2 separate regions of the Homo sapiens genome follow, and region 1 is linked to region 2. A link is an interaction called in ENCODE POLR2A ChIA-PET data of the cell type or tissue named here. Cell type or tissue: endothelial cell of umbilical vein. All regions are shown on one strand.

Evidence for each region. ChIA-PET counts read pairs that join two places held together with the same protein. Peaks named below come from ENCODE experiments on the same cell type or tissue, not always from the same donor. Only the 100,000 strongest peaks of a DNase experiment are listed, where the experiment ranks them.
Region 1: POLR2A ChIA-PET joins it to region 2 with 9 read pairs; 1 of 35 experiments calls an interaction of 5 or more read pairs at or near these places.

The regions. Positions count from the first base shown.
Region 1 is chr3:188,935,713-188,938,212 of GRCh38, forward strand. No RefSeq gene overlaps it. Among named protein-coding and RNA genes, the nearest start is that of TPRG1-AS1, 11 kb to the right of the region's middle. RefSeq lists enhancers at 1,665-2,166, 2,286-2,500. In endothelial cell of umbilical vein, no CTCF peak of the experiment used is centred here; DNase peaks (open chromatin) are centred at 1,099 and 1,859.
Region 2 is chr3:188,186,436-188,188,935 of GRCh38, forward strand. All of the region lies in intron 1 of LPP (LIM domain containing preferred translocation partner in lipoma), which reads left to right. Among named protein-coding and RNA genes, the nearest start is that of FLJ42393, 9.1 kb to the left of the region's middle. In endothelial cell of umbilical vein, no CTCF peak of the experiment used is centred here; a DNase peak (open chromatin) is centred at 1,296.

The DNA.
Region 1 (2,500 bases), 750 kb after region 2:
GTTGAAAGAAGCCTGTGGATTAATATCCATAATCATGGGCAGCGTTGTAGCATGGTAGGTTAGCACAGCACTGTAGTGTCAGAGCACCTGAGTTAAATCCTGGTTCTGTCCCTGTGAGCTATGTGACCCCAGGTAAGTATATAATCTCACTGAGCTTTAGCTTACCCACCTGTAAAGGTTAGATGAAAACAGCATTCTATCTCAGAGTTGCAAAGACTAGGTGAGCTAATATATTAATAAGTAGAACTCTCAGAACAGTGCCTGCTGTATCATAGATGCTATGTAAGTATTACCTATCATTATTTACTTTTTTTTTTTTTTTTTGAGACAGGGTCTTGCTCTGTCACCCAGGCTGGAGTGCAGTGCACAATCACAGCTCACTGCAGCCTCAACTTCCCAGACTTAAGCTATTCTCCCACTGCAGCCTCCTGAGTAGCTAGGACTACAGGTGCATGCTGCCGTACTCAGCTAATTTTTGCATTTTTGTAGAGCTAGGGTTTTGCCATATTGCCCAGGCTAGTCTCAAATTCCTGTGCTCAAGCAATCCTCCCTCCTTAGCCTCTCCAAGTACTGGGATTACAAGTGTGAGCTACCTTGCCCAGCCAGCTATCATTATTATTATTTATTTTCCCTTCACCTGCAAGGAAGAAGGGAACCCAAATGTGCTTGCGGACTTACTATGTAACACTTTTATCATTATTTCCTCATTTAACTTAATATGCTCACTCTTTACATAGGTTGTTATTATTAACCAAGATTATATCTATAAGGAAATTATGAGGAATTAAGTGACCTTTGTGGGGTCACTCAGCCAGAAAGTGGCCCACTGAGATCCAGGATGATCTGGTCCCAAGTTCCCAGCTAGCACAATGAACTCCCTTATATTGAGACTGTTGTAGGCAAGAGTGATTGTTCCAGTTTACTATGACCAATTTGACTAGGCATGATGGATTATTAATGATGGGAATAAATATATTTTCCTTTCCTGTTTTATTTGCTGTAATATAAGCAGTGCAAGACACTTTAACAGACTGGAGTGCTGAGTTGCCTGGTGCTCCACAGATATGATTCATTGTCGGTTCCATTGTAGATACAGACTGAGACAGACAGGAGGCAGCCCAAGAAAACTAGTAACAGCCTCTTGCTGATACTTCATGACCCTAAGGGAGAATGAAGCAGCAACTGAGGTTGAAGAAAATCCACCTGATAGGTTTAGTCAGTGAATGATTACAACCGCTTACATGTGGAGAGCTGAATAGTCACAAAGCCCTTTCCCATATTTACATATTCTCTACTCCTCATAACAACCTGAGATTGCTCAGGCAAGAATCATCACTGGGTTTGACTATTGAAACCAAGAAGGCCTGTAAGCAGCAGAGCGGATTTTGAACTTGGGCCTTTTCTCATTCAATTTTGCTAACTATCATAGTAGAGAAAAGAATGTCAACGTAAAAGGCAAAGTAAATAACTCTGACTTTGAGATGAACATAATGGGTATCCTTTAGATGCTGAGAAGGGTTTTATGGTTCTGTACTAGCACTGTTTGCCTTACGGTGATGTCTTTGCTCCTACAGAAAGGCTTAAGCTCAACCCTTTGGGGTATTAAAAAGAACAAAAGACTTGTCTCAGTTTTTATCCATTAAGGCAGGATCCGCTTCCACCTCCAGGAGTAGTTATGTTCTCCAAGGGGATCGGAGTGTGGGTCAGGGTTCAAAATCACTTCACATCTGATGTCAGACCTTGTTGTACCTCTATGCTTCTTTGATCCAAGTAGGAAGTAATTCTAGGAACTTCTGACCCAGTATTCTTGGTGGTGGTAATTTAAAAGCTTCATTCTTGGCATATTTGTGAGGGGCCCGTCCTGCTACACCCAGTCTCCCGAAGGAAGCAGCTGATTGAGTTCTCATCCTGCCTTTGTTTTTCTCTTTCAAGGAAAAATTCTTTGAGAGCTGAGTATGTCTACATCACACTGGCCTCGTGCCTTCCCATTCCAGACCCTAGATGACTGGTGAAAAGCAACGTTCTCTTCTTCAATTGCACGGTCGACTAATAGTGTGGTACTCTTCACCTGGGGAAATTATTTCACACCAGTCTGGTACTTGGCTGGGCTTCCTTGTGACTTAAGTTTGGAAACATTCAGGGGTATACCTTTTCTATCAGTCAAAGCTAAAGTTTCTACTTTTAGGAGAATTCTTTTCTAGCTCTATGTGGGATATTTTCCCCATGTTTATTATTTCCTTAATGGGGACACAAACTTCATCATGGTCAGGGAGAACTCCGATTTGATTACTTGCAGTGTGGGGTAGGAGAGAGTCAAGAGAAAGGGAACTTAGGCTTCATGTGCTGGTTAGAAGGGCACAGCAGGAGAGAGAATCAAGAAGATATTCGAAGTAGGAGGTGATTTTCCAGTATGCAAGAACAACATCTACATCTTGACAACAACTCAACGATATGTGGAACATGCTTCTGTTACCAGGGGTCTTTGCTCCCAGAGCTCCCA
Region 2 (2,500 bases):
AAAAGACGACCTTGTCATGCATTTAATGATCTTCAAAAGAGTGACATCTTGTAATGGTTTTCCCAGGAAAGCCCCTTCACATTTGACTTTTGTGACCTCTTGGTCCTGCTGTTGGCAGTTAATCCTTTCTAGCTTGAAATAATTTTTTTCTAAGTTTTTTTTTTTTTAATTTAAAAGGTGCTATAATACAGGCTTACAGTAAAAATAAAATAATGCGGAAGTGTTTACAATAAAACAGTAATTTCCTGTCCCATCTCTTCCCAAACCGGTTCCATTACCCATAGTCAACCACTTGTAACCATTTTTTGTTTTTGAGTTTTTTTGGTGGTTACTATCATATTTCTAAATAATATGCTTCTGTCTCATGCTTGAGTTACTAGTTTTAGATATGCCTATTAAACTTTATTTTATGATAGGTAAGGACTATTTATTTATATCCAATTGGTCCTTCCCAGTTCTCTTCCCAAGTCTTGACAGTTACATTTCTACTTTTATTCTTTGTGGTTTCCTTTATGTTTACAGAATATGCATAAATCTCAGTCTTTTGCTATATGAACTTTTGACAGTTTCGCTTCACTCACTATTTTGTAAGATGAAGATATTAGAGTTTCCCTCCACTTTTCCTCTCCACATTTACCCTTCAACTTGTCAATAATGTTTTAGGTTACCTTTTGCATCTCGAGGGTTTATAATGGATACATGCATATAGGCACATGTATATATTAATGGTTTTATACGTATAGCTAAGTCATCTGTGCTCTGTGGTTTGATTGCAAAAGCTGAAAAAATAAATAATATTTACATTATGATTTCTAGGTAAATATTGCTTAATACAGGGCTAAGTCATGTGCTGTGGTTTCATTTCCTTTTCTGGGGTTCTGAGGTCACCACCTTTAAGCCACTTATAGGAGACTGAACTTTCCCTTAGCATCAAAATCTAATAGATGATTGTAATTTTTTCTGTAGTTGTTCAGAGTCATTCTACATTTTGTTTATTTTATTTCTATAGTAAATAGATAATAAATAAGCTTCTTATTATAATTTCTTCTTATTTCTTAAAATTTTAGGCTGTATTTTGTTTTTGTTGAGAGAAAAAATTAGCATTTTCTACCATATCTCTTATGTATTCTGTCGTTCTCTTGTCTGCTTGGAGTCTGTTCTGTGTGTCTTCTTCAAGTTCCAGCAACTTTTTCTCTTATTTTGGACTGGTTTCTCCATATCTGGGCTATAATTTCTTACGCAGTTTCCCCCTCTTCCCTCCCACAAAGTTTCTAATTGCTTCCTTTTATTTAAACCCCTGTGTTTTTATTATGGTTTCAGATATTTCCAGGCTTTCATGGAGGCATTCTTCTGGAGCTCCTGAGTAATGTCATTATCTGTTAGTCATCATTATTAATATTCAGAAGCAGATATGTTATTAAAATATTATTCACCAATTTTTTAATACCAGGCAGTTTTGTTTGCTCTTTCTTTTTTTTCTCTACTGAATATTCATAGACATTCTAGTTTATTTTTTAATTCCTATATATTTAATAGCCACTCTCCTAGTCCACTGAGTGGATGTACTATTTTTAAAATTTAGCCATTTACATATTGTTGAATGGGAGTTATTGCCAGTTATTTGCTCTTATAAATAATACTCTTTTGAACATTTTTATGCATAAAGCCTTTTCATTAAATTATTTTATATGAATTCTTCATAGGGGAAGAAAACTGGAAAGCCTGTGTCATCATCTTTGAGGACATATGCCAGTTGACTACAATGGTGCTAGGTTTTAGTGGGGATCACTTGGCATTTCTTACTTAAGATCCTCTTTTTTCCTTTTGGAAAGGAGCAGTAAGAATTGGGAGGGGAGTACCACCTCTGAATCAGCACATTTAGTTTTCTTGGCAGCTTTTGGAAGATATAATGTATTGGGACTTATTGCAAAGTTGGTACTGCCTAGTAATTCACTGAGTTATCACCCTCCTTAAAGGAGTCCCCAGGGGTCAGCCAACACTCCATGACTTAGGCCCATGATGCTCTTGTCACCTAAAATCTTTGTATAACAATTATTTGGCGAAGTGTTATTCAGCATGATCATCTCCAACTGGATCATCACCCTTATTCACTGGAATTGTTTCTCGGTGACTTTGGGAAAAACCAGATTCATTCTTAAAACTCAAAGAGGAATTCCCATTGAGAATATGCTACAAGATCTACAACTGCTTCTACACGTGGTATATAAGGAAGGGTTTGAGGAATGGCAGGTTGTTAGAATGAATGGACTGCTGGGAAGAAATACATAGTGATGGGAAGCATGGTAATTGATGTATTGAAGATGCTGCATCATTGTTGGTCACCCTGCACCATGGTATTACTATAAAACTTCATCAGGCTAGCAACATTTACTCTATGGTTATGGATGAAATCTGCATCACATAATTACACAAAAATAGGATCCTTGTCTTTGAAAAGCTTAACAATTCATAGATGAACACTGATCATACTAAAAGAATA